Regions from separate parts of the Homo sapiens genome. Here region 1 is linked to region 2. A link is a loop called in an ENCODE intact Hi-C map of the cell type or tissue named here. Cell type or tissue: PC-3. All regions are shown on one strand.

Region 1 (8,000 bases), 230 kb before region 2:
CAGTTGGATGTTCTGTTATGAGTAGCAAAATAATTTTAATTGATAAAGTTTGTTAACCCACCTTAAATGAAGTCAACCATGTTATTATCTGCCTTGTCTATTTAGTCTTGGAGATTTATGTTAGGGGAAAAAATTATAGGCTTAGATGTGCTATACAATGAAAGAGATACAGGTGTGCAGAGTATTTATTCTCTTGGCCTTTGGGAAAATTGAGCAGAGTTGGGGGCAGCAAGAGTTGTGAATTCTGAGCAGCTCCTTTCACTAAAAGTGGCCTCCATGATGTAAAAAAGGAAGCTTAGGAAAACTACCATTGAGCCAAGGTCTTCAAACTGTTCACATATGCCTAGAAGAATTTTGAAAAATTACATGCCCTGTATCCCATTTCTCAGTTATCTAAAAATCTCATTAAAAGTTTAAATAATTGCAAAAGATGTAAGTTAAAGACTTTCCTTCTCCCTTAGTACAGAGATACATACATGGCTGGAAAAGACTAGAAGCCCCATTGGTTTATGGTACCTGATTAATCATTACATGAGGCATCTCCTTTGTTGGTGCTCCCTGGAGAGATTTTAAACCCTGAAGCAGTGAAGCACAGTAAGATTTATGTGCAAGGAATATGCCTTTTTTTTGTAAAGGAGTGTGGTAGGGAGACCATATAATATAACTTCTAAACCTAAACACTTTTTAGAGTTAAAGGGGATATCATTAATAACTATACTAGGAAATAAGCATAAACTAGGAAAACTGGGGAATATGTTGACCTTAGCTATTGTAATACTGGTGAGTTTTCAGGCAAATCAGTTTACAAAAGAGAATTCACAGTATCTGGAGATCTGTTCATTATCTTTTGAAAACTGTCTATTGTCAGTACTTTTTGAAAAGTTTTCCATAGCTCCAAGAGTCTAGGTAGACCTATTATTAAGCTAGTATAGAGAAATACTAATTGTTAAAGTGTTGACACACTTCCACACATTAGTAAATAGAATAAAAGTAATTGGAATAACCAATGAAAATTAATAATCTAAATCCCAGCATTTGTGTATCATTTCAGAAACTATGAACAAGTAAGCTGTGATTCCAAGATATCTTTCTGGCTCAGGCATTGGAGCGCAGAGATAGAGGACCTGTGACAGAGGATTTGCTATTTATTTGCAAAGTTGGTAGGTCTTTGATGCATAAAGGTCCTCATATAGAAGAAAGGAGACTTCAACCTCTTCCTATCTTTTCTATACACTTCAAAAACAAAAAATCAAAAACAAAAAACGCATGTCCCTATCCATGGGGAAAAGCATGGTCTGGGCTGAGGAAGCAGCTATTCAGGCTATTAGGTGCCAGGGATATAGGCAGTTGCCATAGACATACACAGAAAATGCCTTTACTGTGGGCTAATGTCCCTTCTGGTAGGTTTGGGAACCCTTGTTTCATTTGACAACCTAATTCTTGGTGAAAGGCAGTTGTCTCTGAGGCTTGTAAACAAGTTTCTAGGGAGGGAATCTCCTGGAAACCTATTTAATGACTAAAGGAGAGACTCTTTCAGCAAGACAGTACTAGGTCTGCACCCTTCCCCTTTCAGATCTTTTTTTTTTTTTTTTTTTTGAAAGAGAAAATTAGTACAGCCCTCCCACTTTTCCTCTCCTTTGTGCCTGCTATTTTCTGAAGGGATAGACAAAGGCTTAGAAGAAGCCTCTACTACCTGCAGGCAGCATGAACCTCTGAGCACCTGCTCAGAGGTTTTCTTTACCTCTTTCTATTTTCTTTACCTCTTTCTGCTTTGTCTCCCTTATTAAGTGGGCTACACTTGGGCACTGTCTCCTCATTAGCCTCAGTGGGGTGAAAAGTCATATTGTACTTCCTCACTGGAAAAGGAAAAAAAAAAAAAAAAAAGAAGGTACACAGGCTCCTGGCCTCAGCACCTAGGATCAGATCGTTACTATCTACTTTCCATCTCTTTCTAATTCCCTTCTTTTTCTCCACGTCCCTAGGATCATTTAAATTATAAATTTCAAATGTGAGAAAAGAAAGGAGCAAGAGAGGAGTAGATGCAGGGAGACCAGAGAGCTAGTATGAAGGCAGAAAATGAATCCTCTTCCTTTTAATTAACATTATCCTCATATAATGGTTCTCAATTAATAGAAAGTTGTTGGAAATTCGATGTTATTCCATGTTAAGTGATGTTAAGTCATGAAGCAGATAGAGTTATCATTTAGCTAGTAACAGAAGTGTCAAATGACAGATCACACCAACACACTAGTCCATATACTATTTGGAAACTTGTGGAATGATTTTTGGAATAAAATGTACTACAAATAATATCACTATATAAATTCACTTATATATTAGTAGTTTCCTTGGATAATAAAAGGTATTTCCGTATTTAATATGTGGCTAAAAAGTTGTAATATTTCATTACTTGAATATTTTGAATATTACTTTTTGCCACTTCTTGAATATTATCCAAGCTGGTGAGGGCATTCTAGATGCCTGGAAATTCTAGTGCAGTGAATAAAACATTAGTAGAGCTTTAGTAATCCTGTCTTTTTATTTTCTTTTAAGATATGTATTGGAGTAGTTACCAAGGGGATAGTTAACACTGACGTCATTTTAGAAGTGGAAATACAGTGGATTTCTGGAAAATCAAACTTATATTTGTGAGTTTCAATAATTTTGAATTGCCACAGGGATTTCATCCTCTATCACTCAAAGAATCCCTCTCATATTATCTCCCTCAGTAAGATAAGCCTCATTAATTTCAAGAAGCCCCAAATACTTACCTAATGACTCAGAAATTAGTCATTGAGTCACGGAATATTATGATCAGTGTAAGGTGAATAATGGTTCACCAGGATGTCTATGACCTAATCCCCAGAACCTGTGAGTATGACTTTATATGGCAAAATAAAATTTGCAGATGTGACTAACTTAAAAATATTTAGACAGGGAGATTATCCTGGATTAGCCAGGTGGCCCCTTAAATGAAATAACAAGTGAGCTTGTAAAAGGGAAGCAGAGAGAGATTTGACTATAGATAGGGAAGGTGATCTGAAGATGGAGCAGAGATAGATGTGAAGATGCTATGCTGCTGGCCTTGAAGATGAAGAAGGGCCTATGAGCCAAGATATGCAATAAATATAGCTCTGGAAGCTGGAAAAGGCCAAGAAATAGATTCTCCTCTGGAGCCTCGTGAGGGAGCACAGCCTTACCAACACCTTGATTTCAGCTCAGTGAAACTCATTTCAGCCTTCCAACCTCCAGAACTATAAAAGATAGACATGTTGTTTTTAGCTCAATGTCAGCGGTAATTTGTTACAGCAGTCATAGGAAACTAATACAGTGATGTACAAAAGAGCTCTGAGAAAATCCTTACTTGGTCAGGGAGAGGCCTAACTGCATTCTGAGATAAAATCTAGATTAAATCCTAGAATAAAATCTCAAGGTTACCAATTTCAAGTTAACTAACCACACATTCATGGGATATCAGGATTCCTCAGAAGCAGGGGAATAGAGGCAAAGGGGAAGCCTTTGAGTCACATATACTTACTACACAAATACCACATTGGCTGACACCCTTGTAACTCCAGGATATCCAGTTAAAAAACTGGAAATCTTCAATCAAACTAGTGACTTGGAGAAAAGGACATGAGTTTCACAAGGCAGGCAGAGGATTTATAGCTCCATTAAAGGCTACTAAATTATGTGACTCAAGAAAATCACTGGGAATCTATTCAGACAAGAATTCCATTTCTGTGGTTTTAACCACGAAACCACTGTGGATCTTAGACTGCATAGCAACTATGGAATCCACTCTCACATTTTGAAGCCCCAAATATTTCTCTTGAAAAATGGACTCAAGTAAAAACTATGAAATAGTCAACATTTTTGCATGTTGTCTTCCAAACCCAGCCCTCAAAGTCTCCCTATATTGAACCTCTGATGTATTTTTAGATTATATAATTCCTTTCACAAAGCAGTAGCAGAGTTAAATGAGCACTGATCTGTGAGTCAAGAGTTTAATGCCATCTGTTCAGGCATGGAAAGAAAATTTGAAAGAAAGTTATAATGTTGGGATAATGAAAGAATTCCAAGTAGGCTTTAAAGTTGATCCTCAGAGTGTCCTTGAAATCAGAAGTGTGAAGCCCATGACTATTTCTTAAGGATTTTCTAATCTTTTACTTCTACTTTTCTTACTTGACTCACTTGACTCACAGCAGCGAGACAAAAGAAAGTATCAGCTGCTGGGCCTTAAAGCACAAAAAGTAGCTAGATAACCTGTAATTTTCCTAGTGGTTTCTAAGACATGATAGCACCTATTGTTTCCTCCTACCCCCAGACCTAAAATCAAGTATCCTATAAATGCAAATATTTCTCTAAAGAGTAACATGAACATCTAAACTAAATTATTAGCAAGGGTTCTTTCTGAGATATAATCATGTAACTGTCCTTGGCATGTAAATAAAGACACAGTGATTCAATGTCAAGGGGCAATATAATACAATGGATAAGAATACTAGTGGGAGGCTAGACAGCCAATGTTTGAATCTCAGGCCCCACTTCTGGTCGTGTAACTTAAGAAAAGATACTTAATTTTTCTGAACTTCATTTCACTAACCCTTAAAATGATAATAATAGTACCTACCTCCTAGGACTGTTCTGAAAAAAGTGTGTGTGTGTGTGTGTGTGTGTGTGTGTGTGTGTGAAATTCATGTAAAAGTACTTAGTACAGAGCTTGGAAAACATTAAGTGCTCAATTAATGTCAGCTACTTTTAGATGACCTTGAAGCCAATAAGAATATGAATTGAAATACTTTATTAAATTACAATTTGTCATCTTCTGGCTTGACAAATAACTACTCAAGAAGAAACTAATGAGACATACTAGATATGAAACTGGTTACTAAAGAAAAATTTATGCAAAATAAATGCAACTTGGTTTTTCATTATAAATACAGGTTCCATATATTTTGAACACCAAATAGGTCAAAGGATATTACAAGAAAATGTATTTTTTTGCAGTCACACATATGTGTGTGTAATACTCTCCTAATTTGACTCTGTGCTTTACTTCCTATTACTCCACCAGAAATTTTCCACTTAGCAGTCAGACTGAGTCCTAAAAAAATTATGTCATGTTATTTCCTTGCTTAAAACACTCTGATAGTTTTCCATCGCAGTTAAATAAAATATAAACTCCTTACTTGGTATGACAAAGTGCTACTTTTCAATCTGAATAAAGTGGTCCCTGTCTCTCTCTCTCTGACTTTATCTCTCTATTCTCTCCTAAGTTCCAATGACTTTCTCCCTGTGTAGGGAACCAGGCTCACTGCTGCCTCAGATCCTTCACACTAGCTGTTTCCTCTGCTTATAATGCTCATCCTCCCAAACTCTGACTAGTTACATCTCTTTTTCATTCAGATCTCAGATAAAACCCGGCCTCCTGAATGAGGACTTGGTGGACCACACAATCACAAGTAGCCACCCAGTTATTCTCTGTTACTTCTATTTATTTTAAGTCTCTGTGTAGAATTTATTTTGCTTAGCATATAACACTGTGGTATAATTTTCTCTCTTGTTTGCTTCTTTGTATTTATATTTTTTTTATATAATAACCAACTTCCCCATTCCCTAGAATAGAAGTTCCATAAGAGCAAGACTTGGTCTTGTTCACTCTTGGATTTCTTTCACCTAGAAAAATACCGAACATATTAAATGGTTAATAATGCTTAATAAGTATTTGTTAAAAGATAAATGAAAAGAAAATATGGTTATTGAGGTCCAAGTAATTTCAAAACTGTTGTCAACACTATCCTTGTGCATATATCCTGTACATGTCCGATTAAATGCCAAAAGTTTAATTATTGAGTCAAAAGTATGTGCAATTTTGATAGTTATTTCCAAATTGCCTATGAAAAAAGTCATACTAATTTACATTTTAAGTGAATTCCTCGAGTCTTCTTTTAAGTGAAATTATGACATGATATTTGAGACACATTCTCTCAACTTAGAAGCACTGTGTACTTTATAGTTCCATAACCTTAAAATGCCAGCAGGATAGCTGAAGTACAGAAGTCTACAATAGGTCTTCTGAATGAAATGGCTGCAGAATCCATGTCTACTGTGACTCACCAATTAGACGATTTGCTACGAGAGGCATATGTGATTCACTTTCAAAGGTCTTTCATTTTCTAGGAATCCTGTGCGTGGGTTCTTAGCAGTAAAGAGAGATCTTACTAATCAACATTAATCATGACGTTTTTCAAGTATACAAAAGGTAATTTGCAATCAAAGAAAAATTTTACTCCATAAGAATTGAATCAAAACAGAAAAACATATTGGTGAAATACGTACCCTACTCTAAAAGGTCTTCAAATTCCATGAGTTCATTTTTCCCTTATTAGAGGTTTATTTCCCTTGCCCTTTGAGTCATCTATGCCAACAACCTCAGATATCTGTGTAATAGTAACTGAAAAACACCCTACTGATGAATCGATTTCTACATATTTATGTCTGTATAAATATGTCAACGAGGCCACTGATGAAAGTGGGGGCATCCATGATCCCCCCCCGCCACTGGCTTCTTATGTCATTTTGAAAGACATCCTGTCTCAGCACAAAAGCAACCAACTAAATTCATAAGCAACAGTCAAAAGGAAACCAGAAGAATAAAACCAGAGATACATGTGCATCCAGTCTCCACACCAACACTACATCACTTAGAAATAACTTTTAGTGCAATATCAGTTTTCAGCAAAAATCATCCAAACATGTTACTTAAACACTTAAAAGACTTTTTAAATTCTTATCTCTTTTACTCAAGAGCAGCAAATTCTTACCTTAGAAGCATTATATCATTAGAAAAAAAGCCCAATTAATAGATACCCACGCTAGATTGAAAATGTAACTGCATAAATCATCCAATTTTCAAAATACAGAAAAATAAGGTACTTACAGCAGGGTGTCCAGTACAGTAGGTATAGCTGGCATGGGACTGGTAGTGCAGGCTGGCTCTTGGAAAGGAGTATGTATTCCAGGCTGGTTGGCTGCTGTTCCACTGGGAGCTGAAGCCAGGGCTCATGGTCACTCGTGACTTACTAGTTTGATAGGCTCTCACTGTGGAGCTAGACTATCAAAAAGAAAGAAATGCAATGTGAAGACAGCTCTTTATTAAACCTGAGCCAGCAATATATCGCAGCATGTATTCTCATGTATGACCAAGGCACAGGACTCAGCTGATTAAGAGAAATGGCTGATGGCTTAAGAGGATGCATCAAATACTGTTCAAATACTGCATCAAATACCGTTCTGAATGGGATAAAAGTATTTTCTCACTATTCGAATTTTGACCGGATCACAAAGCACAAAGGCTCTTTGAAATTGATCTTATTGAAAACAGTTTTTTTTCTAGTTGCAAGATGCAACTCCAGCCTTTAGAAATAAGATATATTTTAGTGGTGACAGCAACAGTGATATTTTCAATTATATAAATGTCCTTTTATCATAGTGTTCACCTTAGAAATTTACCATTAGTCTCATCTGAAGGCAGTAAACAAAAATCTTAGTTTACAAGGATTGGATTAAGGCACAGGCTGCTTCTCAACTCTAACTAGTCTTTAAACTCCGTAAGTCTATTGCTGTCCTGGGAGACATCAGCAGGAATCTGGATACATTTATACAGGTCACCATTCTACTTTCTAAAGAGCAAAATGGTGAAGGATTCGAAATCATCATTCACCCCTAACCTGCTCTACCTACATAACTGAAAATAGAGGGGTAGGAAAATATGCATTTTTTAAATGTTAAATATATCTGGTTGTTCATAACTGTGCATAGGGTAGAATTCACTGAAAACAAAACTCACTTGTATCTTCTGTCCTTCTTTGTCCTCAGATGGCCATGGCATATAAGGCATATAATAGTTTCTTTTCAGAGAACACTTTCTATCCTCAAATTGCAATAGCCACTTACCCCAGTAGCACAGTGACTTTCACAATAAATTCTATTTATAA
Region 2 (8,000 bases):
GTTAACACCCTGCCAACATTAAGCCATTTCATTTTGTTTCTACCAAATGATCTCTTGCTTTCAGATTATACAGCTAACACAGCATAGGTCTCTATATGTGTAAGGAGATTAGGAAAGCAATCAAGAACTATTTTAAAGCACCTATTTTAAAGTACCTATACAATGGATAATACTCTTCCTGTTTATTATAAAACAATATTTGACACTCTGTTTCCTCATCTGTAACAAGTTAGTAGGAATATCTGACCCATAAAGCTCTTGTGAAGACTGAATGAACAACACATATAAACTGCCTAACAAAGCCTCTCATTAAGATGGCACCGAAAAGCCCATATGGAAACACAACCCAAACTTGCTTACATCAATAGGTAAACACAAATTAGATACAGATGATCATCAGAGATATGGCAGGTCCAGTTCCAGACCACCTCAATGAAGAGAATATCACAATGAAGTGAGTCATACTGAATTTTATGTTTTTTTACTGTAGATATAGTTAGCTCTACACTACATCATAATCTATTAAGTCTTCAGTAGCATTGTGTCAAAAGTGCATATTGCTAAAAATGTTAATAATCATCTGAGCCTTCAAGCAGCTATGAAAACAGCATTAATCTTGTACACCAGGCTTTGTTGTTTCATTTAAAGAGTGTCGGCAGAGTAGTTTTAGCATAATTCTTAGAAAGGATCTAGGATTTTCAAAATGGTAATGAGCACTGGCTTCAACTTAAAGTCACCAGCTGCAATAGCTCCAACAAGAGTCAGCCTACCCTTTGAAGTTTTGAAGCCAGACATTAACTTCTCCTCTCTAGCTATGAAAGTCTTAGATGACATCTTCTAATATAAGTCTGTTTTGTCTACCTGGAAAATGGATTATCTTAGCTAGACCTTCTGAATAACTTGTTGCATCCTTTCCATTAGCACTTGCTACTTCACCTTGAACTTTTATGTTATAGAGATGGCTTCTTTTTTTAAACTGCATGAACCAACGTCTGCTTGCTTTAAAGTTTTCTTCTACAGCTTCCTCATCTCTTTCAACATTCATAGAATTGTAGGCAGTTAGGGCCTTGCTCTGGATTAAGTTTTGGCATAAGGGAATGTTGTGGCCGGTTTGATCTTCTATCCAGATCACTAAAATTTTCTTCATATCAGCAACAAAACTTTTCACTTTCTTATCATTCATGTGTTCACGTTGTGTTAGCAGCTATGAAAACAGCATTAATCTTGTACATCTCCATCAGAGCTCTTGGATGACAGGTACATTGTCAATGAGCAATACTATTTTGAAAGGATTTTTTTTTCTCAGCAGGAGGTCTCAACAGTGGAATTAAAATATGCAGTCAACCATTCTGTAAACAAATGTGCTGTCATCCAGGCTTTGTTGCTACTGAAGTAGCATTTTCAGTTTCCTTTAAGAACTTTTTCTTTGTATTCACAACTTGGCTAACTGTCTGGCACAAGAGGCCTAGCTTTCATCCTATTTTGGTTTGTGACACACACTCCTCACTAAGAATAATCATTTCTAGCAGTTGATTTAAAATGAGAGATGTGCAACTCTTTCTTTTATTTGAACACTTAGTGGCATTGTAGGATTATTAACTGGTCTAATTTTAATGGTGTTGGCTGATATTAGAGGCTGATATCTATCATGAACATAGCTGCAAAATTCCTCCAAAAATTAGCAAATGAATTTTTTAAAGTATTGATATAAAAGGAAATATATACCACAACCAAGTGGAATTTATTCCGGGTATGCAAAGAGAATTCAACATTCAAAAATCGATCGGTGTAATCCATCTTATCATTAGGAAATCCTAGATAATAAATTCTAGATGAGCAAAAGTGTAAAAATCTTAGGAACCAAAAGTAAAACAGCAATAATCATGACAACAACAACTAAAACTACTCAGCAAGTTGTAAGGAAGCAAGTAGACCACTTTATTTACTGCCTCGCCAGTTCAGCCCACTCTCTATGAGGACCCAAGAGAAAAATGATAAATGATAAGCTATTTAGTCTTGTTGAGGACCAGTTTTCTTTTGTCTGTGAAATGGGCATACACACAGAAAGACTTCCTTCTTCCCCTTTTGCATAGTCTAAATGAATATCTTAAAATACAGCTGTTTGTATACCCATTTGTATACCCAGACTAAAGAAAACTGGTCCTCAACAAGACTAAATAGCCTTCCCTGGGTCAACTCATGAGTAGCAGACACAGGTAAGGATGACAGGTGCGGTAGCAAAGCATTACCAATGAGACAGGCTGGGTCTTAGATATTAGGTAAGATGAAAGTACCACAGAACAAAAGAGCTGTCTGGGAAATTTATAGGTAGGGATGGGCAAAGAGGCCTATATTTGGAAAAAGTGTAGCAATCCTCACCACACAAGAGGACATGTCAATAACCCTCTTGCCTTCTTCCTCCTTGACACATGAACAGTGCAATCGCAGAACTCATGGAGCTCAAAATCTGACGCAGACAAGAGGCACATATGACACCACATAGTGCACAGGAAATGCAGGGTGCTATGGCAATACTGGTACGGTGGGGCACAATGGACTGGGCGAACTGATAAAAGATGTCATAGAGAATATAATAAGCAAGCTGAACTTTGCAGGACAAACCGACATCAAATGACCTCAACTCAACTCTTTCATTAAATAATTGTGTGACCCTGGATAAATCACATAACCTCTCCGGACTTTGCAATTTTCATCTGTAAAACTGAAGGAGTAAGAAGGATAGTTTCTAAGGGTTTTTTCAGTTCCATCAGTCAATAATGATGTAACTCTGTAACAGAATGGAAATATTGTTCAATTCTTTTCCTAACGTTTCTCATGTATGCTATGTTTTTCCTTTCCCTTTTGCTTGCTTTGGCAATCCACATTACCCTGCCACACCCTCCACCACCACTAGAAAAAAAGAGGAAGCAAAAGGAAGGTTTAAAAATGGCAAGTACCTTTACTCTTAGCTAAGTTTAACATGCTTTTAGTCATCTGCTGTGGATTATTTTGGCTTTATACTCTATTTACTCTGTCAATCAATAAAAAAAGTACCACTCACCACACCACCAACCACAGCATATGTGTGCAGACTCTAGTATGGAAAGAGAGAAATCTTTTTGTGGGGTTTTAGAAAAAGCTATTAGCTATATAGGATTTTACTAATATTTTTGGTATTTCAACACAGAACTTCAAACCTTTGACATACGGAATTTCTAAGAATTCTATTAAGTTTGTGTGAACTATCATATTTTATTATTAAAGGGCTATTTTTCTCAGATACAGTAAAGAGCGGAAAACAAGGCATGATGAAAAATGCTGAGTCATTGTAAAAGACAAACCAATAAAGGAAAGTGCTGGGAAAGTGATACAGGTACGTATCTCAGATTCTGGCTGCATCTAAAGGGCAGAGATGAATTATAGAATGAACATATGCTAATCCAGTTGCTAAAGACCACTTTTCCATTACCAGAAAAGGAAAACCATCATTCTTGTGAACATGTTCAGTCATGCAGGTGAGCTGGGATCAAATCTACAGAGAGGCACACAGCCCCAGTCTTTGAGAGAGCAGAATACTAGACCCAGCTTCTGAGTGCTATGTGACTTTGCCAAACTTTTTAGGTTTCTCTGAATTTCAGCCCCCTTGTGTACAAAATGAAGTTCTGGGATTTTCTGGTGCCTAAAGTTCTTTGGGATGCAGAGTAGGGAGTGAAAAAAAGAGGTTTCAGGTCACAGTAATCTGGGTTCATTCATTCATGTATTCTTTCAATCCTCAAGTCTATGTAAAATGACCACTAAATGCAAGGCCCTAAGGATCTGACAGTAAGTAAAAGCAGACATGAAGATATTAAGAAATAAGCAAACCAATGAAAATAAAGGTGTAACCCTGGTGTGGGCAGTGGAGAGATGTGTGAGACCCGGAGAACTATGGTAAGTGCTAACTGAAGCTGTACATGTGATTGAGATAAGATGGGGAACAGTATACAGTATCCCAAAATGTGGTACCTTGGTATCTGAGAAAACAGAAGCAAGGAAGTCTCTCCCACCTTCCTATCACCGTTCTCCCTTGAAGTAAGCCATAAAACCTAGGAAGGTCACTCTCTGATCCTCTCCCTTCCTTCTCCCCTGAAGCAGGTCATAAGACCATCATTCAAAAGATACCCCCCCATACCTGGAGAAAAGGAACATCCCTATCTCTGAAGAATCAGGGACGTTGAGAAGAATCTGAACAAATAGGCCTTGCTAAGTTGATGTATTATCATTAAATGGTATTCCCTTTGTCCAATCATACTTATCCATTACTATTGACTTCTTTGTCAAACCTAACATAAAAATGTACAGCTTTCCCTGTTTCCTTGGCTCCCCATTTCTGAAGGTTCTCATGTCATATAAAACTTACATTAAATAAATCTGTATAATTGTCTCTTATTAATCTTTAAGAACCACAGCCATGAACCTAGTGATAGGTAATAAATAAATAAATAAATAAATAAATAAATAAATAAATCACCTATCACTTTTCTTTTCCCCTAAAGGTAAAAGAGAAAAAATAGAAGAGAAGATGCCTCAGGCCCAGTCTTGAGGAACTTCAAAACATACCTAATGAAAAAGACAAGCCTCCAAGAAATAAAAGAAAAGCCAGAGAAGATGGAGGGACTCAGGAGAGTGAAGTATTACTGAGAACAGAACAGGGTCTTTCAAACAGGGGAGTCATGGTAAACACTGTGGAATACTGCTGAAAGGTCAACCAATATCAGAACTGAGAAATGTCCATTGCACTCAGTGACATGAATGCTATTGGTGACCTAAACAAGGGGTGTTACAAAAGAGTTGGAGGGGAGGAGTTTATTTGCTTTTATTTGCCTTGTAACTCTTTTCAGGCCAATTTGAGCCTCAATTTCCCTAGCTATAAACATGGAGCTAACCACAACCTATTTCAGAGAGAATTCCACAGTGTTTGTCACAGTATGTGTTCATTAAATATTTCCCTGCATATTCGAGTTTTATCCAAGAGATACTGCTTTTACTGTATTAATTCAGATTTCACTTGTCCCAAATTTTTCTTGGTGTGGTTAATCAGAATAACAGATATGGAATTTACCCCATAATGAATTATACTATAACAGATTTTGAGTAACAATCTACATAAAAGTATGGATATGCAAGCAAATAAAATCAAAATAAAAATATTGTTGAGTAAGTAATTCAGAGGATTACATAATAGACCTTATGGGATGATCACAGTGTTGACAGCACAGTTGCCATCATCACTTTAAACATATCTTTCTTCCCATCAAACTTTCAACTCCCAAGATGACATCTTACTTACTCCATTCACCTGCAAGAATTAAAAGTCCCACCTAGATCTCTACCAGTTGACATCCTTCATCAAATAAACACCATCCAGGAAACTAAGCAGAATTTTCCTCTTGCCTCAGCTTTAGCAGGGAAACAGGAACCAAGATTAACTTTGGCTCCATGCCTGTTATACCTCAATCACAGGTTTAGGTGTTTACAGAAGACATCTCATCTAAGCACCTAGCAATTCTGCCAGGTAGTTATGACTAGTCCCAACAGATGATGAAACTTAGGCTTGCTGAGCTTAAATAATTTACAGTTATAAGGCTGGTACATGGCAAAGCTAGGATCTGAAATCAGATATCTCTGGTTCTAAAACCTAAGTTCTTTTTGCGACATCATTTTTTTTATCCACAAACTCAATGGTGTAGCAATGTTAAGCGGGGCAGAAGGAAGAGTCTAATAATAACACTAACAATAAAATAATATGTTATCTGTAGACAGTGTTGCCAGATTTAACAAATAAAAATACAAAAGGTCAATTTGAATTTCACATAAATAACCATTTTTTTTTAGTATAAGTATGTCCAATATGTGAGACATACCACACCTAAAAAATTATTTGCTGTTTATCTGAAATTCAAATTTAACTGGGCATCTTGTTCTTCACCTGGCAACCCCTTCTGTAGGGAATTTTAAAATGAGAATAAAATTATCTAAAAGCTGGCATGTTTTTGTTATTACCATACACCTACAATTTTAAACAATGTCCATGACAGAGTATTTTTCCCTGATGGGGAATTCTTGTACACCAATTTCCCCAACACACTTCTATTCACCACTACCCTAACTTTTCCACAGAATTTCAGTGCCTCATGAGGTGTTAAAGTCTGGTGGATAATCTGCAGAGTTGGCCACCATGAATTATTTTCCTTCCTGAATGTCCACATGTCTCTATCAAGACATAGATTCTAATTCCCCTCCCCTTGAATCTAGGGTGGTTTTGGGCCTTGCTTGACCAAACAACTGTGTCAAAAATGATGTTCTGGGACTTCCAAGGCTGGATTATTGGAAGCCATGGAGCTTTCCCCTGGGAGTCCAAGAATGCTCCTTCACAGAATGTAAGAGAAGCCAAAAGCATGAAAACAGATGTAGATAAGTGTCCTTGCTGACAACCTCATCTGAGGTCTTAGGCAACAGCCACCATCTACTGCCATTCACATAAATGTGTAGGCTAGTTACATCTTTAGATAACTCATCCTCAGCCTATCTGATTGCAACTGCAAAAAAGAATCCATGCTAGAACCACCCAATTGAACCCAGTAAGCCTGAACTATGACAGATAGTAATAAATTGTTTTAAATCAGGGGATGTTATGTGATGCAGCAATAAATAAATGGGAGATTAAAATTTCCTGTAAGAAAAATGGGAGTTCCACATATATAACAATTTTGGAAAGACTGAAATTATAAATTTATCTTGAGATTCACAATGCATAAGTGCTTATCAAAAGTTCTGGGAACTCCTGTCAAAAAAGAAACTGTTTAATTTTGTTCAATTTAATATTCTTACATGTATCTAGTCAAATAATCCATGCTCTATAAAACTTTCATTAACATTTTGTGAAACTATGTCCCAGGGAAACACAGTTTAGGAAACCCTGCACTATTCCATGCTATTTCCCATCAAAAGTGGCTGCCTGAATAAGCTATTGTTTCCAAACTACTGAAATGACGAATCTTGCTAAAAGGGTGGTCTCTAAAAGTGAACTAAGATGTGGAAAAGATAGATTTTACAACATACATGGCAGTTACATTTGCTGAACAAAAAATAGGAACATATATTCTGATTGGAAAGGATATACATATGGGGAAAATGGGAAGGAGTATTGAAATGCAGATGGTCTATTTCAGAAAACCCGGGATGGAAAATAGCTGAAGAAAAGTGTTTCCTGTATTTTTAATAGAAAGGTCTCAATATAGTAGCCTTCCATCTTAATACAAGCTGGAGAATTCAACTCAAAGTTTCACTTCACAATTTGAATTGCTTGGCTTGGGTACAACTGGCAATCTAACTCAAATCCTAACTTTAAGTTATGCTGCATAGATAGAGCTTTACTTGTAAAATAAATCACAGTTAAAGTACAGGGAATATTTGTCTCCAACCATTTGTCTGAAAAGGATCTTGAGTAATAAAACTATAATTTTCTAGCAATTCTTGGCATATATACCAGTCGACACATTTTCCCTCTTTAGTTCATGATTGTAGGCTGAAAGGTATTTTTTAACTCCTCAATTATCTTCTTTTAATAAATCATAAAGATAGCATATTCTTTTGCAGGTTTTCTTAAATATGCATATCTTTATAGGCAACTGCTTGAAAGAGAAGACATTTTTATTTATGGATTCAGCTGAGATGAAAGAAAGTAAAAAGCTGTATAAATAAATTGCTACAAACATTGCTTTCATTTTAATGTAGTTATCAAAGTACAAGAGGTATTTACAATAAAACACTGCATGGGGAGAAGTCAAACACATGAAAGGAATAGAGAGAGATGTAGGTAAGATGAATTTGGGTATTTGTGAAGTGTATGAACAACACTGAATGGGAAGTGGAGTCAGAGCAGGTCATTGATGCCAATCGTCTTGCTTTTTACCAAATGCTTTATTATACATTATTTATTTCAGCCTCTTTAGTTCATT

The links. Peaks named below come from ENCODE experiments on the same cell type or tissue, not always from the same donor. Only the 100,000 strongest peaks of a DNase experiment are listed, where the experiment ranks them.
Region 1: it touches region 2 in a loop (14-fold over the local background); 2 of 110 quality-filtered maps call a loop at or near these places.

The regions. Positions count from the first base shown.
Region 1 is chr3:29,182,073-29,190,072 of GRCh38, reverse strand. No RefSeq gene overlaps it. Among named protein-coding and RNA genes, the nearest start is that of RBMS3-AS3, 95 kb to the left of the region's middle. In PC-3, no CTCF peak of the experiment used is centred here; DNase peaks (open chromatin) are centred at 2,842 and 3,632; H3K27ac peaks cover 4,121 bases.
Region 2 is chr3:28,947,301-28,955,300 of GRCh38, reverse strand. No RefSeq gene overlaps it. Among named protein-coding and RNA genes, the nearest start is that of RBMS3-AS3, 330 kb to the left of the region's middle. RefSeq lists an enhancer at 2,764-3,963. In PC-3, no CTCF peak of the experiment used is centred here; a DNase peak (open chromatin) is centred at 3,030; H3K27ac peaks cover 1,812 bases.